2 separate regions of the Homo sapiens genome follow, and region 2 is linked to region 1. The links are chromatin loops, found by intact Hi-C in ENCODE. Cell type or tissue: OCI-LY7. All regions are shown on one strand. Links, peaks and the distances in the headings refer to the core of each region. The heading gives the core; the rest is flanking DNA. Region 1 overlaps METTL8 (methyltransferase 8, tRNA N3-cytidine). Region 2 has its middle 50 kb from the start of TLK1.

What was found. Peaks named below come from ENCODE experiments on the same cell type or tissue, not always from the same donor. Only the 100,000 strongest peaks of a DNase experiment are listed, where the experiment ranks them.
Region 2: it touches region 1 in a loop (4-fold over the local background); 2 of 110 quality-filtered maps call a loop at or near these places.

What each region holds. Positions count from the first base shown.
Region 1 is chr2:171,308,947-171,325,157 of GRCh38, reverse strand. METTL8 (methyltransferase 8, tRNA N3-cytidine) reads left to right here. Exons shown (of 10, transcript NM_001321154.2): 10 at 796-9,412. The coding sequence ends at 986. Among named protein-coding and RNA genes, the nearest start is that of METTL8, 120 kb to the left of the region's middle. RefSeq lists enhancers at 4,991-5,040, 5,186-6,008, 6,487-6,586, 7,314-7,373, 8,476-9,298 and 1 more and silencers at 885-1,179, 6,596-6,798, 8,105-8,399. In OCI-LY7, for the core only: no CTCF peak of the experiment used is centred there; DNase peaks (open chromatin) are centred at 5,548, 5,847, 6,607, 7,287 and 1 weaker place; H3K4me3 peaks cover 4,202 bases; H3K27ac peaks cover 7,228 bases.
Region 2 is chr2:171,202,731-171,218,941 of GRCh38, reverse strand. It overlaps a transcript of TLK1 not described here. Among named protein-coding and RNA genes, the nearest start is that of TLK1, 50 kb to the right of the region's middle. RefSeq lists a silencer at 14,111-14,284. In OCI-LY7, for the core only: no CTCF peak of the experiment used is centred there; DNase peaks (open chromatin) are centred at 7,611 and 7,961; H3K4me3 peaks cover 1,381 bases; H3K27ac peaks cover 1,717 bases.

The DNA of each region.
Region 1 (16,211 bases), core at 3,465-11,464:
CTCTAGCTGATTTCTCTTTTTTTTTTTTTTTTTTTTGAGACAGAGTCTCACTCTGTTGCCTAGGCTGGAGTGCAGTGGCACAATCTCAGCTCACTGCCATCTCCACCTCGCCGGTTCAAACGATTCTCCCACCTCAGCCTCCCAAGTAGCTGGGATTACAGCCTCCCAAGTAGCTGAGATTACCTACCTCCACGCCTAGGTAATTTTTGTATTTTTATTAGAGAAGGGGTTTCACCATTTGACCAGGCTGGTCTCAAACTCCTGACCTCAAGTGATTCACCCTGGCCAGGCTGGTCTTGAACTCCTGACCTCAGGTGATTTGCCTGCTTCAGCCTCCAAAAGTGCTGGGATTACAGGCGTGAGCCACCATGCCCAACCAATTTCACATTTTTAAAAATGCATTTCTAACAGTACCAAGTGAATGCTGCATTCAAGGATTTCCCCAAATTTATGTGAGTACTTTTATAATCTGCCGTTTTGGGTTTCTGTAAACCAACAAAAACTCAGAAAGGGAGCACCTTTCAAAATATTGAAAGCTGCAACCAATAGTTTTATATATCTGTTGATGTCTGCCGTGTTAGTCTGTAAACAGGTGTATTTTTATATGCATGGTGTATTTTTGTGAAATAGAAGAAACTCGCTTGGTTTCACAGGTTTCCTTCACCAAATTGTTCTAGAGAGTGTTTCTTGTATAAATGAAATTTAGATGGTCAGTTATTCCATCAGTGTTCTACTCCTGACCTCCCCCATCTCTAGTCACATGTCATATCTTTTATTGCCATTTTTGTCTCACAGGGGAAGTCCACAGTATGTTCTGCAAAGCCAGTTTAGATGAAAAGCAAAATCTGGTTGATCGCCGCTTACAAGTTAATAGGAAAAAACAAGTGAAAATGCACCGAGTGTGGATTCAAGGCAAATTCCAGAAACCATTGCACCAGACTCAGAATAGCTCCAATATGGTATCTACACTCCTTTCACAAGACTGAACTTTGTAACATGTTAAGGTACAAAGCCAGAGGACTGTGCTATTCAAGGACTACTGTAAGTCTATTGTTTCTCAAAAGACAATGAGAAAAAAAGAAGAGAATTTGTATTTCCTGCCGTTTTGTCATAGGTGAGCTCCTTTGTGCATTTTAAGCACATGTAAGTGGTTCAGCACAGTATGCCTTTTTCTGTGCTTTGAAAACTTGATATGCTCAAGCTTGTTTGAATTTATTACATCTAACCATTTTGCTTGTTCCTTGATTTTTATAAGCATTCAATTAAGTTAGTATTATGTCAAGTAATTTTGAGAAAATGTAACTTGACATTTTTTGCAAGTAAAAAAAATTGTTTATTTGTTTAGGCTTAGTAAACCAGTTCCCAAACACAGTCAGACTCTTCCCATTGTCATCTGATTGCAGAGAGAAAGCACACCTTATTTCCAGGGAAAGCTACAACAAGCCCAAGGTCAAAGTGTATTATTTTTTGTCTTGTTGTTGTCTATTTTCTCCCAATTTTTTTTTGAAATTCAGAGGCTCATATCTGAAATAGAATTTTAGTTCCTCTTTCCTTTCCTAAAATTGGGGAAGTACAGCCCATGCTGACATTATTTTCAGGCTATTCTTAGATATACAAGTTGTTAGGCCAGGTGCAATGGCTCGCACCTGTAATCCCAGCACTTTGGGGGGCTGAGGCAGGCAGATCGGTTGAGCTCAGGAGTTCAAGACCAGCCTGGACAACATGGCAAAACCCTGTCTCTCCCAAGAATACAAAAATTAGCCAGGCATGGTGGCACACACCTGTGGTCCCAGCTACTCAGGAGACTGAGGTGGGAGGATCGCTTGAGCCTCGGAGGCGGAGGTTGCAGTGAGCTGAGATTGTACCACTGCGCTCCAAACTGGGTGACATGGTGAGACCTTGTCTCCAAAAAAAAAAAAAAAAAAAAAAAAGGTATGTAAGCTGACAAGCTCTTGTATCAAGGGCTTTTGAACCAGAGCAACTTCATCTTGAATAGGGACTGTGTAAAATGAAGCTGAGACCTACTAGGCTGCAATCCCAGGAGGTTAAGACATTCTTAGTCACAGGATGAGATAGGAAGTCAGTACAAGATACAGGTCATACAGACCTTGCTGATAAAACAGGTTGCAGTGAAGAAGCCGGCCAAATGCCACCAAAACCAAGATGGCAATGAGAGTGTCCTCTGGCTGTCCTCACTGCTACACTCCCACCAGTGCCATGATAGTTTACAAATGCCATGGCAACATCAGGAAGTTACCCATATGGTCTACAAAGGGGAGGCCTGAATAATCCACCCCTTGTGTAGCATATAATCAAGAAATAACCTTAAAAATGGGCAACCAGTAGCCCTTGGGGCTGCTCTGCCTATGGAGTAGCCATTCTTTATGTTTTACTTTTTTTTTTTTTTTTTTTTTGAGATGGAGTCTTGCTCTGGCACCCAGGCTGGAGTGCAGTGGCGTGATCTCAGCTCACTGCCAGCTCCACCTCCCGGGTTCACGCCATTCTCTTGCTTCAGCCTCCTGAGTAGCTGGGACTACAAGCACCCACCACCATGCCCAGCTAATTTTTTTTTTTTTTGTATTTTTAGTAGAGACGGGGTTTCACCATGTTAGCCAGGATGGTCTCAATCTCCTGACCTTGTGATCCGCCCGCCTCGGCCTCCCAAAGTGCTGGGATTACAGGTGTGAGCCACCGCGCCCAGCCTATTCTTTACTTAAACTTGTTTTCACTTTGCTGTATGGACTCAATTCTTTCTTGCACAAGATCCAAGAATCCTCTCTTGGCGTCTGGATCCAGACCCTTTCTGGTATCAGTGGTAAGCTCTGTTTAAGACAACTGTCATACCCAAGAGAATTCTTAAATTGTGGCAGTTAAAAATGTATTTATCCCCTCGAGGGCCGGGCGCAGTCGCTCAAGCCCGTAATCCCAGCACTTTGGGAGGCCGAGGAGGCGGATCATGAGGTCAGGAGTTCAAGACCAGCCTGACCAACACTGTGAAACCCTGTCTCTACTAAAAATACAAAAAAAATTAGCCAGGCGTGGTGGTGGGCACCTGTAATCCCAGCTACTCGGGAGGCTGAGGCAGGAGAATCACTTGAACCCGGGAGGCAGAGGTTGCAGTGAGCCGAGATGACACCACTGCCCTCCAGCCTGGGTGACAGTTGTTAGACTGCGTATCAAAAAAAAAAAAAAAAATTTATTTACTCCCTTGCTTCAAAAAGGACATAAGTTGGCTTGCAAATCACATTTTGTAGAAATGAAGTTTTTAAGATTAGTCTCATACTCATTACATAATATTTATTGACTACTTACATATTGAGTGCTAAATTCAGTGGAATAATATGAACAATAAAGACCCAGCCTTGTTTATGCTCTTCAGGGAGCATAAATAGAGTACAGCTGGCAAAACAAAATGTGCATATCCCAAACCTGTAAATCATGATCTAAGACAATATACAAACACTCAAATAGGGAACTTACCAGCTAGCAGACTTTGATTATGAACCACAGAACCTAGAATAAATAAATACTCTCTTGAAAGAACCATCATTGGAATAATTAAGTTCCAACTGTTTTTTCTTTCTGAATTCACTTAAAATCCAATTTCTAGAAGAATATCATTGGTCCAGCTTTAGTCATTGGTTCATCTCTTAACAGGCTGGGGCAGGGCAGCTTAATTGATGATGCCACCAGAATGGGCAACATGGGAAAAACCCTATCTCTACCAAAAATACAAAAATTAGCCAGTGATGGTGGCACGCACCTGTTGTCCCAGCTACTCAGGAGGCTGAGCTGGGAGGATCTTTTGAGCCTGGGAGGCAGAGGTTGCAGTGAGCTGAGATCGCACCACTGCACTCCAACCTGGAGTGGAAGGAAATTTCACTTCCTGGAATGGAAGAAAGTTCTTCAAAGGAAAATCAAGACACTGCTGTCAAAAAACACCAGGGGAGGGATGCTGTCCAGTCACAGCCAACACATCATATAGCAGTGGTAGCAGTAGTAATAGTATTTCCAGAGAGAGAGAGAGAGATTAGCTCTGAAAAAGAATGGAGAAGAATCAGGTTTCTTGGGGGAGGTAGGTCTCAGGCTAGTTCTTGAATGTACATTCTCAGCAGATGGTGAGAAGACAAGTGTGGTGTGGGACATTAATGATGAGGGATAGGTAGAAAAGATGGGAAGGGGGTCAGCTTGTAGATAACCTAGACTAGCAGGTGTATGACTTCTAGTCTCTGAACTGGAGCCATCTGAGATCAGTTTGAGATATGGTGTCTTATAAATGTATTGAGAGAGGTTGAGGAGTTGTCTATAGAATGGAATGGAGTGAGGTCAGAGATCAGTGGCAAGGAAGACCACATAAAGGTTTTTGCACAAACTTGCCTTGATGGCAAGTCCTCAAAAGTACAATTATCAAGCTTTCTGTTTAAACATGCATAAGTCAGTAAATATAAACATTAAAATTTGCCCAAGACTCTTAACTCAGTTGTATTTCATAATTAAAGTGTACATTAAAAAGCCAAACTAGTCATGAAAGTATTACATACAGCAAGGGCAGTTTAGATAAGTTAATGTTGCTATGGGAACCCCAGCAGATCTCCTTGTGTCTCCGTTTAAAAATCATGGCCCAAGGTGGTTTCAAAAACAACAGAAGGTAAAATTATTCTCACATTCTCACACATGTAAATTGTACTGTCTCTCTCAGTTCTAAATAGCGGATTCAAGCCAGCCTCTTGACTGGCACAGTAAAATTCGGCTTCGTGTCTTTCTATAATGTATTACAGCATGTGAGTTAACCTTTAGAAGCTTCAAAAATACATCAACCAAATTTGGACTGTGAGACACAAACTGGTCTCTTTTGGGCTCTGTCCAGCATAGCCTTCCTATTCCACATGGCTGCGCAGCAGGGCCATTTCCACCAGTGTCTTCTGCTTGCCTGGTCAGTCTTTCTGTCTCTTAACCTACCTACAACAACTTCCTTCTCGGGGTTTGCTGCTAGATAGAAATGTAGATTTTGGCACAGAAAGAAAAGGGAAAGACCTATTTGGAATTTTGTCTATAGATGTTAAGAAATCATGAAGCGTTGCAAATGTAACTGCTTGGGTATTAGTTTAAAATATTTGATAACTGCATGAAATTCTAATTTACCCCTCACATCCATAAAGCTAGGACCAGTTGGTTAGGCAGAGTTTGATATTTAAAAATTCATCTTCTGAGAGAGCTGAATTTCAAAAGGACCATTTTCTTTCCAGGAGTAAAAGGTATATTCTTTCATCTTCTTACAGTACAGAAACAATGGAATATATTGTTTAAATGCACCCTTCATTTTTTTCTCCATTTCTAAAAATTCACTTTTGAGCATCGTCCAAATGTAAAAATTCTCACACATGAGGAACTGTTTCCGAAGGTTGTGAGAAAGTCAAGATAACAGTTTCTATTATTAAAAGTTTTGCATTCGGTATGACACATTTGCCTGTATTGAAACACCCATTTAACATTGACTTCTGAGAACTTATTTGCTTTGCCTCTCTCGATTCCATATGCTTTGTCTACAAATTGTGAACACGTCCCGGTTTCTACCCGTGTGTGATTCTAAGTCGTTGCTGTACTCTAGCTTGTACGTGAAAATTCACCCATATGCAGATAGCTGCCCTCTTGGAGGCAAAACTTAAAGCTATCAGAACCATCTGGATTGTTAAACCCCAAAACTTCCAACTCATCAAAGTCCTGAAGCCTGAATAGATCACACATTGTTACTTCTAATTGGTTTTGATGTTTGTTATGCTCCTCACAAGTGCAGATAACTTCACATTTGCATCACTAATCGACCTCTTTCAAAGCCTCTGCTCCTCCTGCTTCCTGCCTCTGTTAGTCATCAGGAGACTTAGTGTTGGCGTGGGTATTTTCCCCGCTTGTGAAAGTGCATTGTCAATTCTAGAGCATTAAATATATGTGAGGTATTGTTATTAATCTACAAGGCAGTACACACAGTATTCCAGCAACAGTGACTTTTTCAAAGGTTTTATGAGACATTGTAAGAAAGACAGTATCTTTCCATGGAAAAAAGTGTTGCCTCAGAGTCAAACAGGAAGCATGGGTCCTAGTTCCTATTGAACTGCTTAGCTACTCTTAATTTAGCTCTGAATGCTAGATTTTGTGTATACTATACACATTATTTAATCCTCAAACTCCTAGGAATTCATTTTGATGATAACCATTTACAGAAGAGATGTTGGGTAACTTGCTCAGGATACCACATCTAGTAAGTAGCAGAGTCACAACTCGGACCCAGAACTCTCTGATTCCAAAACCTCTACTTGCTGCTCTTGTAATGGATGGGCCCAAATGCTGCTGGGAAAGGCACCAGGGAAGAAAGAGCTTTCTGAGTCAAGCAGAAAACGATAGCAGTGGAGAGGAGTTTGTTTCAGACGACCTTCAAGGTTATGGCTCATTCTAGATCCAATCATTCTAGCAAATAAGTAGGTTACACTTGTCCACAATTACAAATTGGAAAAGAAGAGAAGGAAAGGAACTGAGAGGAATGACAAAGCAAAAAGCTTTCAATCAGTTCTTTTCAGCATTCTGCTTCTGCCTAGTTCTGCACTCGCCCCACCCCCTCAGGCTTCAGCCTTCCACTTGGCATCCCTCCTCGCAGAGCACTCTCACTTGCATACTCCTCGCTTAAAGAAAAAAAGCATTCTGTACTGCAGTGGGGAAAAAAAACCCTTAAAATGTCTTCAAAAGGATTCAGCTCTAGGGTAATGTAAAATATGTGAAATCAGGAGGTGTCCATAATAAAATATGAGTGAAAACATCGTTATTTAAAACATTGTATGTACATTAATGCCACATTAATACCAATTCAGGCATGAAATGTTGAGCATTTCTTGGAATACGGTTTCTTGGAATATGGTTGGGGATTTGAGAGGCGCAAAGGTACCCGCAAGATGGCTTTGGTGTAGTTATAAATATAAATAGAAGTAAAATAACAGTTGCATCTTCATTTATAATGAATCTATATTGTGGCCTCAAAGCTACAGAGAAAAGTGGATGCCAAAATCTGTCTTTCATTAACATATGTCTTAAATGACAAGGAAGAGGTGTTGAAGATAAAATTACTTTTTCCTATGAGTATGAATCAGCAACATGCAGTAACAAGCAAGTAATAATAGTTCTGCGTGTGAGTGCCTACAGAGGGTAAGAAAAATAGCATCAGATTGAAAAAGCAAGTGCACCTGCAGAAGGGACCCAGGAGGCTGCAGAGCACAGCTCCCTTGAGCATCATCTCAAAGTGTCTCAGAGCACAGTGACCCTAATTCTGGCAAGTCAGGTTGGCATGAGATGGATGGAGCACACTGAAATCTCCAGATGGTCAGACAGCCCACCCTCAGCTGCCCCTGGAGCTCGGCAAAGGCAAGCTACAAGGCACTGCTACTTGGCCAAGAGTTTAAAACAACAGCTTCTGATTCTACAGTGTCTGTGGTTTCACAACCACTTAACCTTAAGTAAGGAACAGCTAGAGTTAGCTGAATGAATAAATACACGTTAACGTTACATAAAGAGGGAAAAAAAGCAATACTTGAGCACATAGACTTCAAATAGTGTCCAGCTAGCTGTGTCCTTGGCATCCCAGTGATCTGGGTCTTTATCTTTGATTTTCTCCAGCAGGTAGGCACTGAGTAGATCCAGGGCCCAGGGCGGGAAATGCTTCTGTATCAGATGTTACCTATCAAATAAAATGAGCCTTTGATTGCCTCCTAAAGCTCCAGCATCGTCTTTCCTAGTTGGGCTGATGAGGTTTGGTCCAGAAAAATGGAATTTTGTTATGCTTATAAAAATTATTTGGCCAAATATTTTCAATCCATTGCTCCTAGTTCATTGCAGAAAACGCAGAAATTAATTTTTTCCTCAGTTAACCTTTATATATCAAGTGTTGGTTGTTTCAAAAAACACTGGAGGACAGTCACCCTTTGGGCTTTTAAGGCTTTTCCGCTGGAAGCAAGCACTAAACCTGTGTGACTTCCTAAAATTAGCAATGAGCCCGCTGCTGAGTCCACTGCATTAGTGGGGCTTTTTTGTTTTTTGTTTTTAATGCTCTGTACTTAGCACAAGCAACACTATGTAATTGCTGCCTCATTTCTCTCACCTTCTGCCTCCTGAGAGCAACTTGTGTTCCTCCTGAGGCAGTCCTGCTAAACAGAATGCTTGGCGTAAAGAATGCGATCGCTCTCCTTACATCTTTAGTTGTGCCCTGCTCCCTCAGGTGAGCAGAGACATATCCCCCTAAGCAGCATTTGGCACTCGCACTGAAAATTGCCTGAAAGAGAATGGCTGAAATTGCCAGTATCACATGCTGCATTGAAACAAGAAAGAAATTTCTGCCTCCAAGGATAATTGCTTTTCTCATTGCTCATACTTTTTCTTTCGCAGCCCTCATTTATTTTAATATTTATATCTTTACTTTGACTTTCTACAAGATATTTTTTAAGTTTCTTTTTAATCCAAATGAAAGATGAAATTCAGGATCCCAAAAAGCAAGGAAGATCTATCCTTTCCATGAATATATTCTTAATCCACCACTCTCTGAGATGTCTCTTCATTTGCAGCTTTGTTTCTTAATAGAACACCTGGGCTCTGGAGATTAGTGAGACAAAGCTTCATTATAATCTTCCTTGTTTTACTCACATTTCTTCCATGCTTTCTCTCCCTAACTCACTCTCCAGGTGCTTCTTTCTCTTGCCAAATAGTGCAAGGAAATACTTTTGCAGATCTTTTGTTTACTTTAGGAAAAAACCATGGATCCAGGCTTCCCCATTCAGCACTGCTGCTCATTTCCTGACTGGCCTTTACAGTTTGGCTCAGTAGCAACTTGGGGACTTGTTTTCTACCCACAGGAAAGGAGCTGGGTGCCCGGCAGCCCCATGCCGGCATGAGAATTAAGTCCTGCTCATTCCCTGGATAAGCAAGCTGACGTTTTCCTCATAGATTTTCTTTTCCATTTCTCAAAGCTTTATTGCATACTCATTTAGCTTTGACTTTTAAAAAGACATTTTAATAGTGTTGTTTTTCCTCCAAGCATGTGCAAAAGCTGATCATGTGCACGAGGAAGCTCTCGAGAATAAAGAATTACCTCTTTGCTGTTTTTCACCTACTACGTCACACACTACACAACACACCCAGGGCTTACCCCTACTCCAGTGTCATTGGCAAGTGCCTGGCCTGGTATAGGAGGAACTGTGACACCAGAGGAATTTGGCTTGGGTTACCTCACTTTCTAGGTTCCCAAGATTCCCAAGTTAAGGAAGCTTTGGTTATTACATAGTTGAACATTTTCTTATTTCATGTAAGTTTTGTAAATCTTCTGTGATTTCTTCTCCTCTTTGGCACATTTACATTAAATTTTATTCTAGTTATGTAACTGTATAGTATAATTATGTTTATATATGGATATAAATTGCTCTGTTCATCCTACTTTGGGGAATTTATTCATAGTTTGCTATGAGGTCAGTAACTTTCCGAAGAGACAGGCTTTCTAAACTTGAAGCCTATACTTTTATATATTAATGCATTTTTTTTTACATTAGAAGATAGTTAACCTAAGAAAGTTGAATGATAAGTAGAATGAAAGTAGAAAGCACTGACTGACAAAACAAAGATCTTCAGTACATCAGGGATGAGTGTTGTCTTTCTTAAGGACTTAATCTGTAATATAAAATGTCAAATCAAATACCATATTCGGCCAGGCGCAGTGGCTCACGCCTGTAATCTCAACACTTTGGGAGGCCGAGGCGGGTGGATCACCTGAGGTCAGGAGTTCGAGCCCAGCATGGACAACATGGTGAAACCCATCTCTAATTGTGCAAGGAAATTAGCTGGGCATGGTGGCGTGCACCTGTAATCCCAGCTACTCAGGAGGCTGAGGCAAGAGAATCGCTTGAACCCAGGAGGCAGAGGTTGCAGTGAGCCGAGGTCATGCCACCACACTCCAGCCTGGGCAACAAGAACGAAACTCCATCTCAAAAAAAAAACAAAAAAAAAAAAAACCAGAACAACAAATACCATATTCATGGTGGTACAGACAAAGACTAAGCTATTGGCATAGACAAGGTCCAATTGAGGAAGCACACTCTGTCACTGGTGATGAGGAATCCAGAGTTGGTCATTCCCCTAAAGCTCAGTCAGGAGCAGTCACCTGCAGGGAAGGCTACCAGCAGAAGCCAGCAGCACTGTGACCTTATGGAAAGTGGACAGTGTTCACAGGCACATTAGGTAAATACTGCTTCAGTGACCCAAAGAAAAATGCAAAATCACAGAAGATTGTAGCAAGAGTGACTTATGACTGAATCTCAGAGAACTGAACTGTAGGCTTAACTATCCCCTGCCTGAGCTCAGAGAAAGAACCCAAGAAAGAGCCCTAGCTGAGCTTTGGAAATAGGAAAGCTAGAGGCCAGGAGCTTTTTTCTGCTTACCTGAAACACCATTTCAGGTGTTTTTGTAGCACAGAAATGGCTACTAAAAGTATTAGGGTGCAGAAAACAATGGTCCAAATGATGGTGCTTCAGCATGCTGAGCACACTGAACTAAAGGAAATTAAAAGGCCATCAAAGCTGCCTCAGAACCAAGGAGTCGGCCAGGCGTGGTGGCTCATGCCTGTAATCCCAGCACTTTGGGAGGCGAGTTGGGCAGATCACTTGAGGTCAGGACTTCGAGACCAGCCTGACCAACATGTAGAAATCCCATCTCTACTAAAAATGCAAAATTAGCCAGGTGTGGTGGCGCATGCCTGTGATGCCAGCTACTCAGGAGGCTGAGGCAGGAGAATTGCTTGAACCCAGGAGGTAGAGGTTGCAGTGAGTCGAGATCACGCCATTGCACTCCAGCCTGGGCAACAAGAGTGAAACTCCATCTCAAAAAAAAAACAAAAAACAAGTACTCTTGGTTTCTCCACCCCACATCAAGCACAGGAAGGGGTTCTCTGTGGAAGTTTCCTTATCTGACTGAGTAGACTTCTTCCAAAAGAAATGCTGTTGGCCTAAAACCGCCTCCCTAGGAAATCTCATTCAATAACCAGGGAAGATTAACTACCATAAGAGATTAAAAGTCACCTAGCCCAGACCGACTTTTCATCTGTTTTTCTGAGGGCAGTTCGAAGAGGTTACCTGGGAGACCTTATCCACATAATAAGACAACCTTTGTTTACAATGAAGTTCTGCCTCTTGCCTTCCTAAAATTTGTTGCCACCTCTCACAGAGCACAAAAAACTTTGTCCCGGCCATTATCTGTTCTCTGGTCCCATTCAGTTTTCAAAGAGAATCATTTACAAACTACTCTCTGCTCTTTGGGTCCACTCAGTTCTCCTAAAAATCATTCACTGCCTGTGTTAGTTTGTTCTCACACTGCTAATAAAGACATACCCGGCCAGACATGGTCTGTCACACCTACAATCCCAGCATTTTGCAAGGCAGAGGCGGGCGGATCACCCGAGGTCAGGAATTTGAACCTCTACCTCCCGGGTTCAAGCAATTCTCCAGCCTCAGCCTCCCGAGTAGCTGGGATTACAGGCACCTGCCACCATGCTCGGCTAATTTTTATATTTTTAGTAGAGACAGGGTTTCACCATGTTGGCCAGGCTAGTCTCAAACTCCTGACCTCAGGTGATCCGCCCACCTCGGCCTCCCAAAGTGTTGGGATTACAGGCGTGAGCCACTGCACCCGGCCTGCAAGTTAGTTATTTTCTTTTTTTTCTTTTTTTTGAGATGGAGTCTTGCTCTGTTGGCCAGGCTGGAGTGCAATGGCGTGATCTCGGCTCACCACAACCTCCGCCTCCCAGGTTCAAGCAATTCTCCTGTCTCAGCCTCCCGAGTAGCTGAGATTACAGGCATGCACCACCACACCTGGCTAATTTTGTATTTTTTTAGTAGAGACAGGGTTTCTCCATGTTGATCAGGCTGGTCTCGAACTCCTGATCTTAGGTGATCCACCCGCCTCTGCCTCCCAAAGTGCTGGGATTACAGGCGTGAGCCACCGCGCCTGGCTAGTTAGTTATTTTCTAGATACAATGAGGGGTACAGGCATTGAGTAAATATACCCATTCCAAATGGGAGAAATTGGCCAAAACATAGGGGCTACAGGCCCCATGCAAGTCTAAAATCCAATGTGGCAGTCAAATCTTAAAGCTGCGAAATGATCTCCTTTAACTCCATATCTCACATTCAAGTCATCCTGATGGAAGGGGTAGGTTCCCATGGTCTTGAGCAGCTCTGCCCCTGTGGCTTTGCAGGGTACAGCCTCTCTCCCAGTTGTTTTCACGGGCTGGTGTTGAGTGTCTGTGGCTTTTCCAGGCGCACAGTGCAAGCTGTTGGTGGATCTATCATTCTGGGGTCTGGAGGATGGTGGTCCTCTTCTCCCAGCTCCACTAGGCAGTGTCCCAGTAGGGACTCTGTGTGGGGGCTCCCACTCCACATTTCCCTTCTGCACTGCCCTAGCAGAGGTTCTCCATGAGGGCTCTGCCCCTGCAGCACACCTCTGCCTGGACATCCAGGTGTGTCCATACATCCTCTGAAATCTAGGCAGAGGTTCCCAGACCTCAGTTCTTGGCTTCTGTGCACCTGCAGGCTTAACACCATGTGGATGCTGCAAAGGCTTGGGGCTTGCACCTCCTGAAGCCATGGCCCCAGCTGTACCTTGGCCCCTGCTAGCCACGGCTGGACCAGCTGGGATGCAGGGCACCAAATCCCAAGGCTGCACACAGCAGGGGGTCCCTGGACCCAGCCCAAGAAACCATTTTTCCCTCCTAGGCTGCTGGGCCTATGATGGGAGGGGCTGCCGCAAAGGTCTCTAACATGCCCTGGGGACATTTTCCCCATTGTCTTGGTGATTAACGTTTGGCTCCTTATTACTTATGCAAATTTCTGCAGCTGGCTTGAATTTCTCCCCAGAAAATGGGGTTTTCTTTTCTATCACATTGTCAGGCTGTAAATTTTCCAAACTTTTATGCTCTGCTTCCTCTTGACGCTTTGCCACTTAGAAATTTCTTCCACCTGATACTATAAATCCTCTCTCTCAAGTTCAAAGTTCCACAGACCTCTAGGGCAGGGACAAAATGCCACTGGACTCTTTGCGTAGCAAGAGTGATCTTTATTCCAGTTCCCAATATGTTCCTTATCTCCATCGGAGACCACCTCAGCCTGGACTTTATTGTCCCTGTCACTATCAGCATTTTGGTCAAAGCCATTCAACAAGTCTCTAGGAGGTTCCAAACTTTCCCACATTTTCCTGTCTTCTTCTGAGCCCTCCAAACTGTTCCAGCCTCTGCCTGTTACCCATTTCCAAAGTTGCTTCCACATTTTTGGGTATCTTTACAGCAGCACCCCACTCCTGGTACCAATTTACTGTATTAGTCTGTGCTCGTGCTACTAATAAAGACATACCTGAGACTGGGTAATTTATAAAGGAAAGAGGTTTGATTGACTCACAGTTCCACCTGGCTGGAGAGGCTTCACAGTCATGACTGAAGGCAAATGGGGAGCAAAGTCACATCTTACATGGAGGCAGGCAAGAGAGCTTGTGCAGGGGAACTCCTATTTATAAAACCATCAGATCTCATGAGACTTAATCACTACCACCAGAACAGTATGGGGGAAACTGCCCCCATGATTCAATTATCTCCACCTGGCCCAGCCCTTGACACATGGGGATTATTACAACTCAAGGTGAGATTTGGGTGGGGACACAGCCAAACCATATTATTATCCCTCAAAATAGCCTGTATTCCCCCATCTCCCTCTCTTCTGTGAAGAGGGAACTATGTAAGCTCCATCTGGCCCTTCCTTGAGTCTCATATTTTACATGGCTCCATGCTTATGCAAGTTAATAAATTTGTTTGCTTTTCTCCTATTAATTTGTGTAATGTCAGTTTATTTCAGTGGGATAATTCACTTATTGAACCTTCAGAGGGAAAGTTTAAACTTCCCTACATTAAACACTTTTTCTTGACACTGGTTTGAAGAGCAGTGACTCACCTTTACCTGATTCTTTGTTTGATTCCAGAGCCCTTGGACTTTTATGTTTGTTTTCTACCATGACATCACAAACCACGAGTTTGTTGATGCTTCGTAAATGTGGAAAGATGCAGCACAGATTTAGGAGAAATATACCCAGAGATGTAAAGGGGAAGGAGACATTGGCCAACCAGAAGATCATCCTCATTCCTCAGTGAAGGAGAAAGGCCTGACTCCTACCTTGTGTAAGGGAACTAAGGGAACTGGCTAGGTATCAGTATAACAGAGTCACCAAGTGATTCAAGATTTACTGTCCCCCTCTGAGGAAATAAACAGAGGGCAAGCAAAGAATACAGGCCAGAATAGTCTGCTAGACAAGACCACAATGTGGAATCACAGCCATCCAATGAGGTTTGAGAGAAACCCAATAAATAATATCCCTATGTTCTCTGCCCAAGTTTTAAACCAATCAGAGAGATTAAGGTGTCAATAAATGAAGATTAAAATGTCAGCTCAGCCTGGGCGCAGTGACTCACGCCTGTAATCCCAGCACTTTGGGAGGCTGAGGCGGGTGGATCACCTGAGATCAGGAGTTTGAAACCAGCCTGGGTAACATGGCGAAACCCCGTGTCTACTAAAAGTACAAAAATCAGCTGGGCGTGGTGGTGGGCACCTGTAATCCCAGCTACTTGGAAGGCTGAGGCAGGAGAATCGCTTGAACCCGGGAGGTGGAGGTTGCTGTAAGCCAAGATCGCGCCATTGGACTCCAGCCTAGGCAACAGAACAAAACTGTGTCTCAAAAAAAAAAAAAAAAAAGTCAGCTCAATTACTGATGAAGCTGTATTGGAAAGAATTGGCTTTGGGTACAAGTAATTAGTGTCTTCCTAATACTGAACCCTAGAATCAGGACTCACAGCTAGACAGCCAAAGACTCTACACAGGGGGCCCTGCCCCTTTGAGGCCTATTGCAGCACACTTTCATCCAACAGAAAGAGCAAAGAAGAGCTGGATTAAACAAGCCTAAGTAACCGCCCATATTCACTGATTACATAAATCACTCCACCTCTCCCAGGAAGGAGGAGGGTGGGATTAAAGAGGCTGGCAGTCTTAAATCAGTTGCTGTCCCTCCACATGGCAGGAAAGAACAGGAGTGGGAATTACCTAAACCTTTTATAAGTGCTGGGTAAAGCATATGCTACATAGACCAAATCTAGAGCAGTGTGGGGTGGACTCTGCTTTGTCCCTTTGCTGTTTGCTGAGTAGTCTGCTCAGAGATGCACTTGTCAATGGCTCTTCAGCATCTCACCACCTAGCTCTCACCAGGGGTCCGGGTAGTTATGGTTCCTTTTATTTGTTCACTTTCTAAAAAAAAATTTGACTTTTTGTGAATATTTGAATAGATACAAAATAGTTTCTATGCGGACTTAACATGGAAAGGGAGATGGTTGCATTTTTGGTGACATTACAACGCATACACGCATGTGTGAATGTGTGTGTCACACCGAATGATATTGTCAATGCTGGGCTGATGCCAAATTTAAGGAACATGGAGAACTTGGGAAAAGGCCAGAGATAGAGAAAAGATTGTTAATGGTTTGTTTATAGGGAAGAAATGGGTTTGCCCTAAAATAAATGCATACTAGAAGATGAAAATGACAGTGCCCAGGTAGAAACTGGCAAAAAGGGTTCTCAGAGCAAAAACATGGGACCCATTTTGGATATAAGTCCTAACTTCACTATTGCTGGTTTTGTAACCTTAAGCAAGACACTTGAAATCTCCAAGCTTCAATGCACTGAACTACAAATGGAAATAATGCTTACCTGCAGATTGTTGCAAGGACTAAATATAATGCACATCAAATGCTAGGTATGATGCCTGGTGATAACTGGCACTTAATAAGTGGTAATTAATATCATTATTAATATATAATATATAATAGTATATTATATATTTATAAAATATATATATATATATATATATATATATATTTTTTTTTTTTTTTTTTCAAAGGATGACCTGATGGTTAACTTTAGGTGTCAACTTGGCTGGATTAAGAGATACCTGAATAGCTGGTAAAGCATTATTTCTGGAGATTGGTATGTGAGTCAGTGAATTGAGTGGGGAAGATCTGCCCTCAATGTGGGCAACCTGAATAGAATAAGGTAGAGGGAAGGTGAATTTTCTCTCTCTCCTGGAACTGGGACACCCCCTTCTTC
Region 2 (16,211 bases), core at 3,468-11,467, 110 kb after region 1:
TTTTTGGCAAAATACACAAAATATAAAATTTACTATGTGCTATGGTTTGAATGTTTGTGTTCCCTCCAAAATTTAGGTTGAAACTTAATGTCTAATGCAAGGGTATTAAGAGGTAGGGCCTTTAGGAGGTGATTAGTTAATGAGGACTCCTCTGTCATGAATGGGATTAAGGCTCCTACAAAAGAACTTCACACAGTATTTGCCCCCTTTTTGCACTTTTGCCTCTCCACATGAGGACACTAACATGAGGGTTAGTCCCCCCAGAGGATGCAGCAACAAGGTGCCATCTTGGAAGCAGAGAGCAGCCCTTGCCAGACATCAAACCTGCTGGCACCTTGATCTTGGACTTCCCAGCCCCCAAAACTGCGAGAAATAAATTTCCATTGTTTATAAATTACCCAGTCTCAGGTATTGTGTTATAGCAGCATAAATGAACTAAGACACCAACTTTTTAAGTGTATAGTACAGTAGTGTTAAGTACATTTTCATTGTTGTACAACCAGTCTCTTCCAGAACTCTTTTCATCTGGCAAAACTGAAACTTTATACCCATTAAACGACATTCTATTCCCCTCCATCTCTAGCCTATGGGCAACCACCATTCTACTTTCCGTCTCTATGAATTTGACTACTCTGTTTTTTTTTTGTTGTTGTTATTTGTTGTTGTTGTTGTTGTTTGTTTGTTTGTTATGCGATGGAGTCTCCCTCTGTCACCAGGCTGGAGTGCAGTGATGCAATCTCAGCTCACTGCAACCTCTGCCTCTGGGTTTAAGCAATTCTCCTGCCTCAACCTCCCGAGTAGCTGGAACTACAGGCATGTGCCACCACACCTGGCTAATTTTTTTGTATTTTTAGTATAGACAGGGTTTCACCATGTTAGCCAGGATGGTCTTGATCTCCTGACCTTGTGATCTGCCCGCCTCCGCCTCCCAAAGTGCTGGGATTACAGGCATGAACCACCATGCCCGGCCTTACTCTGTTGTTTTAATACACCAAGTTTGTAGCAATTTGTTATAGCAGCCATAGGAAACTAATACGGTATTCTTCCCCATCTTTGTCCATGTTCATACAACTTTAAATATTCATAAATGTACACAAACAATTTTAGTCACACATATATATGCAGAAATTTTTGTTATTGCTTTATAAAAATAAGACCATATTACACGTACTCTTCTTTGTTCTCTCTTTTCACTCAACTTGTTTATTGAATTTTGTTCAGAATAATCATTTCACTCTGACTTTGGGCAAACCTGTTTCAAAGTACCTTTATAAGCTTTCATTAGATGTTAATGTCTGAAGCATGTTCAGAGTGCTTTCTCTGCCATCTGACAGTGGTGTCCTCTCAATTATCCAAGCCCTCATGATCAGCTTTGGGAGTTGTGTTCCTCCCTCCTGCTGTCTGCTTTTCATACCCTTCTCCATTCATTAGCGCCTCCACCAGAGGGGGGCAAGGAAATGGAAAAGAGGTGAAATACGACTCCCAAACTGACAAAGAGATCAATGGAACAGGAGGGTCCAGAAACCAGTTCTCAAAATGGTCATTTTTCCTTATGTTAGGGATGCTGGAAGAAACTTCAGTAATAATACCTCCCAAGTTACCTGTGGATTTGAGAGGGAGAATGGTATCTACTGTCTACTCTTGATTTGTAAGTTCGTTTGTCCCATTTTTATTATAATCATTGCAAAAAGCAATCCCTTCATAAATGTTGGAAGAATTCATTCAATCAACAAACACTTATTAAGCATCTATAATGTGGCAGCAATCATGCCAGGCTCTGAATGAATGAATAACTCAGGTTTTTGTTTCTTTCCCTAACAAGTGGGACTCCTGTTCTGTGGCACTGCTGTTGGAAGGTAGGAGGTAACAGTGAAAAAGTAGGGAGGATAAATGCATCAGTTTGGTATCAGTTTCCTAGGGCTGCCGTAAAAAAGTGCTACACACTGAGTGGCTTAAAATAACAGAAATGTGTCGCCTTATACTTCTGTGGGTTAGAAGTCTGAAATCAAGGCAGGGCTGCATTCCCTCTGAATCTTATAGGAAAATTCTTCCTTGGCTCTTCCAGCTTCTGATGGTTCGCTGGCTGTCTTTGGCATGCCTTGTCTTGCAACTGCATAACTCCAATCTCTGCCTTTGTTGTTACATGACGTTTTCCCTGTGTATCTTTGTCTTTACATGGCTGTCTTTTAAGAACATCAGTTATATTGGATTGGGGGCCCACAGTACTCCAGTATGAGCTCATCTTAACTAATTACAACTATAATGGCCCTACTTCTAAATAAGGTCATATTCTAAGGTACTAGGGGTTACGACTCCAACATATGTTTTAGGGGGTGAGGAGGGACACAATTCAACCCATAATAGTTTCTACTTGTCAAATAGACAAGTCAAATAAGACCTTGGAATTCTGGATTTCATTAATCTCGTAAGTTGTTATTCTCTGTTTTTTTGTTTTGTTTTGTTTTTGAGACGGAGTCTTGCTCTGTCGCCCAGGCTGGAGTGCAGTGGCATGATCTCGGCTCACTGCAAGCTCCACCTCCCGGGTTCATGCCATTCTCCTGCCTCAGCCTCCCGAGTAGCTGGGACTACAGGCGCCCACCACCACACCCGGCTAATTTTTTGTATTTTTAGTAGAGACAGGGTTTCACCGTATTAGCCAGGATGGTCTCAATCTCCTGACCTCGTGATCTGCCCGCCTCGGCCTCCCAAAGTGCTGGGATTACAGGCGTGAGCCACTGCACCCGGCCCTTGTTTTTTTAAGGCAGCATAGTGGTTAGTGTGCAACTCTGGAGCCAGAATTAGTTTGAATACTATCTTTACCTCTTATTAACAGGTATGACCTTGGGCAAGTTAACTAATTCCTAGTGCCTCAGTTTGCTGTCTGTAAAATGGAGATAATAACAGAATTTACAGAATTGTTATAAGGATTAAGTGAACTAATGCCAGGAAAGTCCTTAGAACAACGCCTGGCACAAAGAGAATCTTGATATGTGTTAGCTAATTTTATGAAAAATGAGGAACCATGAGTTGATTATTCTTGTAATCAATTCCCACTAGAAAGGGGTGGTGGTGCGCATATTGTTAAAGGGAATAAAGCGTTCCACCGCGTGCATGTACCCGCTGGGGCCTCCTTCTAAGAGGAACCGAACTTCCGAGGAGTGGGCAGCTGCTCACTGCCTATGCTACTAAATTGCCTTTCTTGGCCTCTGACAGACTATAAAGTCAAGAGACTTCCAAAGCCCCCAGAGAAATATTTCTTCTTTTGGACAACCAACCTCTGAAAAACAATTGATTGAAATGTTTTCAAGGAAAATATATCACTATTAGGGAAGCCTATATATATAATTTAAATTTCCTTTGGTTCCTTTTGGATTTCAACTTAAAATGACCTGTAGGCTCTATCAGAGTAAGAGCAATACATCACCGTGCCTGTCTTGGACATTCTTAAAGCAGATTTGCTCTGCCTAGTGTGACCTAACTCCAGCCACAGCAGAGCCTGAATGCAGACTTGATTCCCTCAGATCGCTGAGGAAAAAGAGCATCACAACTGACAAGACTTGGAGAAGAGCACTCTGTTCTGTATTTGTGTTGGAAACTAAACACAATAAGCCATCCTCTTTCCTATGAAACTGAATGTTAGTGTCTTTATGTAGGTGGAGTGGAAGGTGAGGTGGAGAGGATACTGAAAGAGTTGAGAGAGAGAGTGGGCACGGCGGCTCACGCCTGTAATCCCAGCATTTTGGGAGGCTGAGGTGGGCAGATCACTTGAGCCCAGGCATTTGAGACTAGCCTGGGCAACATAGCAAGTGCCCGCCTCTACAAAAACTACAAAAATTAGCCAGGTGTGGTGTTGCCAACCTGTAGTCCCAGCTACTCGGGAGACTAAGATGGGAGGATTGCTTGAACCCAGGAGTTAGAGGTTACAATGGGCCATGATCATATGACTATACACCAGCCTGGGAGACAGAGCAAGGCCCCGTCTCAAAAAAAAAAAGAAAAGAGTTGAAAGAGAACATGATTGCAGGCGGAGTCAGGCTTCAGTTGCTGAATCAAGGCCCATTGTCTTGACTCACTTAAACATCACAGAATTCTTTAGCTGGAAGACCTTGAGGGGTTACTAATTCAGGAGTTGAAGCAAAGTATAGAAAGTAATTTGTTAGAAATAATAAAAGTGCAGCTTATGACTGATTGATTAATTACTAAATTCCAGGGGATTCTAAGTTCTTATCATACATTGGTCCTCAAAGTATGGTTCTTCCAAGACCAGCAACTTCGCATCACCTGGGAACTTAATAGAAATGCAAATTTTTCAGCCTCACTGCAGACTTAACTGAATCAGAAATTGTAGGGTGGGGCCTGGCAACCAATGATTAACAAGCCCTCAAGGCGACTCTGATGCCCACTCCAGTTTGAGAACCACTGTTAAAATTGTATCAATTTAACACACCTGGCATTCAGGTGTGCTTTATCAAGGGAGTACGAATGGGTGAAGTTGTATACAACTAGTGCCTGGGGACTGGGGCACAGAGAGCCATGCATGCGCACATGTCATTCTCAGATGTCCCATTAGGATAAAGACAGACAGTTAGTGACCTTATCTAGACCCCATTGTAGAGATTAAGAAGCTGAGGTGCAGAAGGGTTACGTGACTCACCCAAGCCGTATGGATACTAAGAGGCAGAGAAGACACTAGGTCCCACCTTGCCCAGCTCAGAATTTTCTTTTGTCTTTTTTCTTGAGACAGGATCTCACTCTGTTGCCCAGGCTGGAGTGCAGTGGCTTGATAAAGCTCACTGCAGCCTTGAGCTCCTGGGCTCAAGCAATCTTCCTTCCTCAGCCTCCCGAGTAGCTGAAACTACAGGCATGTGCCACCATGCCCGGCTAATTTTTTTTTTTCATTAAAAATTTTCTAAAACTATTCACCAGAGTCTGAAAGAAGATGATGGCTGCTAGAGGTGAGCTCCACACTCCTCAAGAAAGATATGGCTGGAGTTTGAGACCAGCCTGGTCAACATAACAAGACCTCTTCTCTAAAAAAAAAATTTTTTTTAAATTGCTGGGCATGGTGGCATGTGCCTGTAGTCCCAGCTACTTGGGAGGCTGAGGTGGGAGGATCATTTGAGCCCAGGAGTTTGAGGCTACAGTGAGCCATGATCATGCCATAGCATTCTAGCATGGGTGACAGAACTAGACCTTATCTCTAAAAAAATATAAGCCTCAAACTCCAGGGGTCAAGTGATCCTCCCACCTCAGCCTCCCAACTAACTGGGACTACAGGTGCATGCCATCATGCCCAGCTAATGTTTTTTTACATGTTTTTGTAGAAAGTAATTCTTACTATGTTGCCCTCCCGCCTCAGCCTCCCAAAGTGTTGGGATTATAGGAATGAGCCACCGGGCCCAAACTAAAATAAATTTTTTTTTTTAAAAAAAAGATATAGGCCTGGCATGGTGGCTCATAGCTGTAATCCTGGCACTTTGGGAGGTCGAGGTGAGAGGACTGCTTGAGCCCAGGAATTCAAGATCCACCTGGGCAATACTGTGAAACACTGTCTCTACAAAAAATACATAAATTAGCTGGGCACGGTGGTGCATGCCTGTAGTCCCAGCTACCTGGCAGGCTGAGGTTGGGAGGATCACCCGAGCCCAGGAGGTCGAGGCTGCAGTGAGCCATGATTGTCATGCCACTGTACTCCAGCCTGGGCAAAAGACCCTGTCTCAAAAAAAAAAAGAAAAGAAAAGAAAAGAAAAAGAAAGATATGGCCTGATATAGAGCCCTGTAGTCTAGCGGAGCCAGACTTGGAATTCACCCATTAGCAAAACCTTTTGGAGATAAAAATATTTTTTCTAAAAAAAAATTTTTTTAGAAAAGGCTTTATAACTTTTCACTTTGGTAAGAAGGACAATTTTACAAAGTAATGTCTACTCTGGCCATAATTTCATAAAGGAGATGACTTTTTTCATAGCAAAGATGTAGATCAGATATGAAATTAGGATAAAACAAGTTTTTTCATGTTAAATACATTTTGCTTGTTTTTTTTAAAAAAAAACAAAACGCTTTTTGCTGTTTTCCTCTTATTTCTTCATGTGCACAGAGCACTAAAACTAAAATGCTGTGTACAATCATAGGAAGCTCAAATATCTTGCTAAAGACCCCTGATTAACAGGGGCTCTGACTGCCTGCCTTACCCCAAATGCAAGCTCTCATCACTAAGTAGGCATTTAATAAATGTCCTTTGATGATAAAAATTATGAGGACAGAGTGGGTTTATAATTTTTTTTACAGTTAAGAAATTACATGCTAGAGGTAGAAAGGACTTAAATTTCTTTTCCGAAGTCACACAACCAGTTTTAAAAGGAGCCGGTGCTGGAACTGAAGTCTTCTATCTCCTGGTTCCAAATCCTTTTCCCTTAGACTCCACTGACATTGATAAAGGACGTCTAAAATGATGTCCCTTATTTCCTTAGGGGGAACATGTTTATTTACCCAGGCAAAGGTATAATGAAATCAAACATCAAGGACCTATTACCAGATATAAAGATAACATCAACTGAACAGATGTTGGGAAAATTGGGGGTGTCAGGTTAAAGTTGCAAAAAGGCAGCATAACAGGGAGTGAAGCTTGGGGGCGGTGGGGGAGGTGAAGGAGGGGGCGGCAAGGGGTGAGGGTGGGGGCAGGGGAGCCAGGAATGTTTCTCTATGATAAAACAGCTGCTGGAGTGGCCAGGCTGAGCTTATGCAGATGTTAATTGATTTCTGGAGGTCCGGAAAGGCTTGTTAGACAAGCTTTAAAACGAGAGGAGGCCAGGCATGGTGGCTCACGCCTGTAATCCCAGCACTTTGGGAGGTAGGTGGATCACCTGAAGTCAGGAGTTCGAGACCAGCCTGGCCAAAATGGTGAAACCCTGTCTCTACCAAAGTACAAAAAATTAGCTGGGCGTAGTGGTGCATGCCTGTAATTCCAGCTACTCGGGTGACTGAGGCAGGAGAATCGCTTGAACCCAGGAGGCAGCGGTTGCAGTGAGCCGAGATTGCACCACTGCACTCCAGCCTGGGTGACAGAGTGAGACTCTGTCTTGAAAAAAAAAAAAAGAGGCCGGGCACAGTGGCTCACGCCTGTAATCCCAGCACTTTGGGAGGCCGAGGCGGGTGGATCACGAGGTCAGGAGTTCGAGACCAGTCTGACCAACATGGTGAAACTCCATCTCTACTAAAAATACAAAAATTAGCCTGGCGTGGTGGGGTGCGCCTGTAATCCCAGCTATTCAGGGGGCTGAGGCAGGAGAACCACTTGAACCCGGGAGGCGGATGCTGCAGTGAACCAACATCGCGCCATTGCACTCCAGCCTGGGCGACAGCGCAAGACTCTAATCTCAAAAAAAAAAAGCATCCATTTAACTCAGATATCACTAGATACATTTATGACTGAGTGTAGTCTGTGCAAAATAGCATTGAACAATTACACTTTTGTATGCACCTCAATGAAGTATCTTTGTATATTATATTTCTGGTGTATTAAATAAGTATAGGGTAAGCCATGCATCTTAGGTGAGTTCAACTACACAAGAAAAGAAAGAGGAAGTGAACTTACCGTGACAAACGGTTTGATATAATTCGTGGTGAAAACCAAAAGGCTTCCTACAACCCAAACCGGTTATAGAAAGGGAGCCAGTAAAAGTAAGTAATAAAACAATGCTTGTTTAAATTTTTGTCGCATGAAAGGCTCTACAGCAATGTAAACTGTGTTACAGGCACTAACATTCTTGTAGGATTCGAGGTCTCTGAATTGTTGAGCATCTGTCTTCAGAGTGCTTTTTAGTATCTAAGAATGTAACATGGGGCAGGAAGCAGAGAAATCAACCAAAAGTAAGGTTTTCATGTGCCCAAAGGATGTCACCGCAAAGATCATAGGAGATAATGTGGACATATCTGAAGAAGTGCCTTCTGGGCTGGCTGCTTATGACTGCTGTCCCTGGCACATCCGGCTGTATATACCTGCTGGCTGAAGTTACTCTCTCAGCCTCCTGGATATATTCAGCTTCAAATGCAGCTTCCCTTCTCCCTCCTGGTAACAGTCAGAGAAGCCTAGATCCTGTTATCAGTTCCTAGATTTCTTCTCAACATTTCACGGCATTCTCTCAATGAATTAACCTTGCCCTAATTTAATTAGCCGGCAAATTCTCCCTTGTAAATTGTCCTAGTTTAGTTTAGTCTCTAGGTGGTTCAGATATAAGGATGTTGCAATACAATGCAAAAAAGTCAGAGTCCGAAGTGTCCGTGAACATTAAGACTGGGTGTTTGTTTGTGTGTTTGTTTTGTTTGACTTTGTTTTTGCACAGGGCATTGTTTTTGTTTACTGTGGTGCTTAGCCCATTGGATGTATTAATTGGATATACTAGTCAGAGATTTTTCTGATTACGTCTGAAATCGAAATTCTTTTCTTTCGCAAATACTTGCCTAGATGTGGTCTTGGTGGGGAGCAGCCCCAGCCAGGGCTATTACACTTAAAGGGAAGATACTGACCATGGCTGGGTGTGGTGGTATGTGCCTGTAGTCCCAGCTACTCAGGAGGATTGCTTGAGCCCAGGAGTTCATTCTCTCCTATAGCCGCATTCTAGCCTAGGCAACATAGTGAAACCCTTGTCTCCTATAAAAAAAAAAAATAATAAAAAAAGAACGTGAAGGTGTGAGTGGCATTATAACCTTATTTCTCTTTCAGAGGGGCCGCTATAATACACACCTTGGTTGCCACATTCCAGTTCAGCTCTATTCATCTAAAAATAATCAGTTGCTTGGCTGATCATGGTACTATAATGACATTCAAATTCAGAACAGTAATACAACTTTTTAACATAAGGAAAATGTAAATAAACATAAATGAAGACATGACACTGTATTTTGATTTACCTGATTAGCTAATAGGAGGTACAAAACAGGCATTCCCATACACTGCCTGTGCCTACAAGCTCCTGGAAATTTTGAGAATGTGTATCAGTATTGTCATTAGTTTGCTAGGGCTGCGGTAACAAAGTTTCATGGATTGGGTAGCTGAAATGACAAAAATTTATTTTCTTTCAATTCTGGAGGCTAGAAGTCCAAGACCAAGGTGTAGGCAAGGTTAGTTTCTTTCAAGATCTCTCTTCTTGGCTTGTAGATGACCGTTTTCTCTCTGTCTTCATATGGTCTTCACTTCGTACATATTCTGTGTCCAAATTTCCTCTTCTTATAAGGACTCCAGGCATATTGGATTAGGGCTCACCTAATGACCTCACTGTAACTCATTATAATTACCTCCTTAAAGATCATATCTTCAAATACAGTCACATTATGAGATATGGGAATTAGGACTTCAACAAATAGACTTACAAAAGGACACATTACTGCGTCAGATTTTGTAAACTATACTAAAGAAATAAATATAATTTCTTAGGTTATAGGAGTATATATTACTTTCTTATAACCTGCTTTTCTTACCCAATATATATTTGAACATTTCTGTGTATATTTAAACACTTACAATATAAATTTTCATCGCTATCTAGCATTCTATCACATAGATACCTAATAATTTATTTAGCAGTCCTAACTTAAACTTAATTTTTTGAATAAGAAAAACATTCATATGGTTCAAAATCAAAACAATATAAAAAGATAAATACTTCCATCCCACCCCTGTTCCATATAAGTAACCCCTTTTATTAGTTTCTTGTGTATTCTTCCAATGTTTCCTTATGCAAATAAAAGCAAATGCAAATACATGCTCTTATTTCCCCTACTTTCTTACACAAAGGGAACACACTATTTACGCTGTGCTGCACCTTACTTTTTCTAAAAAGCAACATATTTCTGAAGCTTCTCCATTATCAGTACATAAAGAGCTTCCCCATTCTCTCCTATAGCCAGAAAATATACAATTGTGTAGCTGAACCATGGTTTACTTAACCAGTGTCTTCTATACAAGGTTGTCTCTAATTTTTCTTCTGTTGCAAACAGAGGGGCAAAGAATAAACTCATACATGTCATTTCCTACAAGTACAGATGTATTGCTAAGATAAATTCCTAGAAGTGGAATTGTTGAGTCAAAGTGCATTTATTATTTTGATAGACACTGCTAAAATGCTCTGCACTGGGCTTGCATCATTTTGCAGTCCCACCTGCAGGGAACAGTAACTAATTTTTCACAGCTTCCCCAAGAGAATGAGTTGTAAACTTTGGGATGGTTGTCAATATCAAATGCCTCATTTTTGAATGTTTAAGTTGCTTCTACTTTTGTTACATTTAGCAGCACTAGGATTAATATCCTTAGAGCTACACCTTTGCTCATTTTAATTATAGCCTTAAAATAAATTTCTTAAAGTTGATTATGTTGTTCTGGGAGTACATGCATTTTTAGGGCTTTTGATCTGTACTATTTTGAGGATTCTTGAAGTCTCAGGGGTTTTTAAGCACGGAGAGGAGAACTCTCCACTCTTATAATGTAATTAATGCTCTAAGTTTATATAGCTAATAAATAAAACTCAGAAAATCAGTTTCCTTGAGCATTTAAACATTGTTTCTAAACATAATTAATTAAAATCCTTCAATGATTTAAAATTTAATTACAAATTTAATTTGAAGGATTATTTAGAATTCTTCAAATGCCTTAAACAACAGTGAGAATAAAACTTATACTTACAATTTAAAAATAGCAACACCATGAATTCAATTTATTTTATAAAAAGTCTATTCTTATACCTTCCTAAGGTTGCAGTAATACTAATTTCTATACTTTCCCAGGATTACATTAATTTTACTAAAGCCAAAAGTAAAAAAAGAAAAAGAAAAAAGAAGACTAAATCAGACTAATTTAGGTTAGAGAGCCTGGGTTGTTAATTTAGTTGAAATAGGCTTGTATCTTTGAAAGTGATTCAAACCTGGCTGGGCGCAGTGGCTCACACCTGTAATCCCAGCACTTTGGGAGGCTGAGGCAGGCAGATCACTTGAGGTCAGGAGTTCGAGACCAGCCTGACCAACATGGTGAAACTCCATCTCTACTAAAAATACAAAAAATTAGTTGGCCGTGGTGGCAGACAGCTGTAATCCCAGCTACTTGGGAGGCTGAGGTCTGAGAAGAGAATCACTTGGACGTGGGAGGTGGAGGTTGCAGTGAGCCGAGATCATGCCACTGTACTCCAGCCTGGGTGACAAAAAGAAAGTGATTCAATCCTGTATCATTGACTAGTCTAGACTCCCCTCCCTTTTAAAAATAGATTTTATTTTTAGAGCCCTTTTAGGATCACAGCAAAATCAAACAGAAAGTATAAAGAGTTCCTATATCCCCCCATCTCCAAACATGCCCAACCTCCCCTACTGTCAACATCCCACACCACAGTGGTACATCTGTTACAACAGATGAGCCAACATTGATGTATCATGATCACCCAAAGTCCATTGTTTGTATTAGGGTTCCCTCTTGGTGTTGTACATTCTATGGGTTTGAACAAATTTATGGTGACATATATCCACTGTTATACTGCCCTAAAAATTCTCTGTGATCTGCTTAATCATCCCTCCTTCCTGCTAATGCACTTACTGATCTTTTAAATGTCTCCCTCGTTTTGACTTTTCCAGAATGTCACGTAGTTGGAATCATACAGTGTGTAGCCTTTTCAATTTGCCTTCTTTCACTTAGTAATATGTATTTTAGTTTCATCCATGTCTTTTCATGGCTTGATAACTCATTTATTTTTAGTTCTGAAGAATATTCCCTTGTAGGATGTCCCACTATTTATCCATTCATCTACTGAAGGACATCTTGGTTGCTTCCAAATTTGGGCAATTATGAATAAAGTTTCTATAAACATCCATGTGCAGGTTTTTTGTAGACATAGATTTCAATTCATTTGGGTAAATACCAAGGAGCATGATTGCTAGACTGTATGGTAAGAGTATGTTTAATTTTATAAGAAACTGCCAAACTGTTTCAAAGTAGTTGTACCATTTTGCCTTCCCACCAGCAATGAATGAACATTCCTGTTGCTCCACATCCTTGTCAGCACTTGGTGTTGTCAGTGTTTTGAATTTTGCCCATTCTCATAGGTGTGTAGTGGTATCTCATTGTTGTTTCAGTTTGCAATTCCCTAATGACATATGATGTTGAACATCTTTTCATATGCTTATTTGCCATCTGTAGATCTTCTTTGGTGAGATAGGTCCCTTTTTATAGTTAGGTTTTCCTCACGTCAAGGGGACTTTTCATGTCCAGTCCACACTTTTACATAGATTTTAGTTTCTAGCAAGCTGGTCTCTTTTCCTAAAATAATGCATTCTTTTTATTTGCTTGGTCAGCATTACATAAACCAGTATCATGTCCCCATTAAATATTGACCTGGTCTTCTAGCACTGTTGGAACCCGTATATGCCTTACTAGGCCCTAGAAGTGATAGGCCCCTTAAAGGTTTCATCTCCATGCAGACAAGGGGTAGAGATTGTATTGCCCAGCCTCCCTCTTTAGAACATTTGGCTAATCCATCACCTTTCTACCTCTCCTCTCTCATCCATCCTAAAGTTGGTAGGGTTCTTACTGTTTTTCATTATAATTTGGCTATCTCACCATTTCACAACTTTCTCTTTTCTTTCTTAATCAAATAGAGACAAACGCATGCCATATTTTATTAAATGTAAGATGCTATTGATTGTCAGCTGCTTCATTATTTTATGTGCCTCTAGGAAAGAACAAAAACTAATTAAACTATGACACAATGTCTTACTGATAATCTTACATAGTTGAGGAATCAGTTAAAATAGCCTCTCATTGCTCTGAAATTTCTTTCTGTGAGGGATTTGGCCATTTTTCCCATCTTCAGTTGTATTTCTTGACATGTAATAAGAATCTTTTTGCATGTATCTCAGTAACAAAATATAACATAGTTTCATTTACTGCAGTAGCTTTCTTTCTCAGGTCCCATAAAGCACTTAGTTGTTGCATTGGAAAAAAATATGGGAGATATGTTGACATTCCTCTAAAGATGAAGATTTGCTTCACTAATAGCAAATGTACATTCCACTGCTCTGTTTTATTGCCTTTCTGTGTATATAATATTTCATTTCAATCCCAAACTTACAGAGGAAACCTTTATTTTTAGACATTTCAAATAGTGGTTTAACTCAGTCTGTAAAATAACAAACAACAAAGCAGATTACTCAGCTTAAGTGAAGAGAATGGACAGCTGTTACCAAGTGTGAACATGCCGCTCTCCACCCAACAGCAATAAAAAGGCCATCTACTGTAGAACCACCTGAATTTCAGAGGTGTTAAAATATGAAAAGCAGCTGTCTTGGCCTGGTGCTGTGGCTCACACCTGTAATCCCAACACTTTGGGAGGCCAAGGTGGGAGGATCGCTTGAGCCCAGGAGTTGGAGACCAGCCTGGGCAACATGGCAAAACCTCATTTGTACAAAAAAATACAAAAATTAGATGGGTGTAGTGGCATGCACCTGTAGTCCCAGCTATTCAGAAGGTTGAAGTGAGAGGATCGCTTGAGCCTGGGTAGTCAAGGCTGCAGTAAGCTCAGATTGTGCCACTGCACTCCAGCCCTGGTAACAGAGCAAGACCCTGTTGGGGGAAAAAAAAAAAAAAGCTGTCTTAGAATCAATAAGTGTGTACCTTATCATTTCTATAATTTAACTGTCATATATTTAATAGACGATAGATGGAACACCTATGAATGACAACATTCTCCTATTTTTAGAGACAGGGTCTTACTCTGTCTCCCAGGCTGGTGTGCAGTCATATGATCATGGCCCACTGTGACCTCTAACTCCCGGGCTCAAGCAATCCTCTCACCTCAGCCTCCCAAAGTGCTGGTATTACAGGCATGAGCCACCACACCTGCCTATTAAAAATACATTTAAAGAATATAGCATATTCCATTGCACTCACCCTTATTTAACATCATAATTTCCTTTTGTTTTTTATTTACTTAAAATCTTTTTTTTTCTTTTTTTTTTGAGACGGAGTCTCACTCTATCACCCAGGCTGGGGTGCAGTGGCACGCTCTGACCGCAACCTCCGAATCCCGGGTTCAAGTGATTCTCCTGCCTCAGCCTCCCGAGTAGCTGGGATTACAGGCACCGGCCACCACGCCCAGCTAATTTTTGTATTTTAGTAGAAATGGGGTTTCACCATGTTAGCCAGGCTGGTCTCAAACTCCTGACCGTAACTGATCTACCCACTTCAGCCTCCCAAAGTGTTGGGATTACAGGCGTGAACCACCATGCCCAGCCCATAATTTCCTTTTTATATAAAATACGTAGATTTTTCCTTTTTGGAGTGGCTTACAGACTCACAGATTTTCAGATATGTATATCATTTCAATTAGCCATAACTACCTTTTTTTTTTTTTTGGATGCTCAAATGACACAAAATGACACAAGTTGACCAGGCCTGCCTTTAAGCTGGCTCTTTTGTCCTTTCAACATTACTCTGACATTTTAAAAACATCTTTGCTTCCTGAAAACATTAAGATATTCTAAGTCTACCTTTATTTTTCTCCCTATCATAGGACATGGCATTAGCTACTTTTAGTGGTTACTAGAATTTAAGACCAAATCTGGGCACGCACTGGGGTTCCAACTTAGATCGTTCCATTTTAGTATCAGTGTAGCCAGGACGATAGCACTGCTAGGTGCCAATTTAATGGCAGAGCTGGAAAAGGCATTTCTCTTGAAAATCTTGAGTTCATGTCAATTTCTGCATGTGTAATGGAGAAATATTCTAATCGATCTCTAAATCCCTTTAAATTCTGATCTAATCACAAGTTTTAAATTTGTTTTCTATACAAAATGCTTACTTAAATGTTTAACATTTCACTTATCCATAATTTTATCATCTTTTCTTTTTTTTTTCTGAGACAGAGTCTCTCTCTGTTACCCAGGCTGGAGTACAGTGGCGTGATTTCAGCTCACTGCAAGCTCTGCCCCCCACCGGTTCAAGCGATTCTCCTGCCTCAGCCTCCCAAGTAGTTGGGACTACAGGTGTGCGCCACCACGCCCGGCAAATTTTTGTATTTTTTTAGTAGAGATAGGGTTTCGCCATGTTGGCCAGGCTGGTCTTGAAATCCTGACCTCAGGTGATCCACCAGCTACAGCCTCCCAAAGTGCTGAGATTACAGTCATGAGCCACTGCACACGGCCCATCTTTTCTTTTATAATTCTTATATGTCTCATTGATTACCAACCTGTAGTAACTTTAATAACACTGTCAAATTTCCTCTGATATATTCTGTATAAATTAACATTCTCAATGCTCATGCTCCTAGCAGCATTATTTACAGTAGCCAAAATGTGTTAGCCACCCAAGTGCCCATCAATGAATGAATGGATAAACAAAATGTGGTTTATACATGTAATGGAATATTATCCAGCCTTAAAAAGGAAGGAAATTTTGACATATTCTACAATGCGGATGAATCTGAAGGACATGATACATTACATAAGCCAGTCACAAAAAGACAAATACAATGTTATTCCACTTACATAGAGTGCCTAGAGTAGTCAAATTCATACAGACAAAAAGTAGATGGTGGTTGCTAGGGGCTGGGGATAAAGGGTATGGAGAGCTGTTGTTTAATGAGTATAGAGTTTTAGTTTTACGAGATGAATTCTGAAGACTATTTACACAAAATATGAATATACTTAACACTACTGAACTATACATTTTGTATACCATAAAAATGGCCAAGATGGTAAATTTTATATTGTGAGGTATTTTTTAAACCACAATTAAACATTTTTTAAAAATTATGCTCTCACCAAGAGGGCATGGGGATCCTTATTTCTCCTAAAATTACATTTGCAGTAGAAAAAACAACTAGCTTTATTTTTTTAATTTTAAAGAAATTAATTGGAAGAATTAACAATACTTAACAATATATTAATATAGTGTATGTTCCCCCACCACTGAGAGAGAATCCATTGTTTACATCAAATTTCCAAAAACATATGGACCCTAAAAGATGCTAAAAACCATTCTTCTACAGAAATGGAAATTTTCAAAAAGGACTTTGGAAATTAGATCAATATTTTGTCCAATAAAACTATGAGAATGATATTTATATGTGCCAGAATTAAGATTTGAAATAACTTAAAATATTGTTAAGTAGATAAATATAAAGTTCTGTTTTTTTGTTTTGTTTTGTTTTGTTTGAGATGGAGTCTTCCTCTGTCACTCA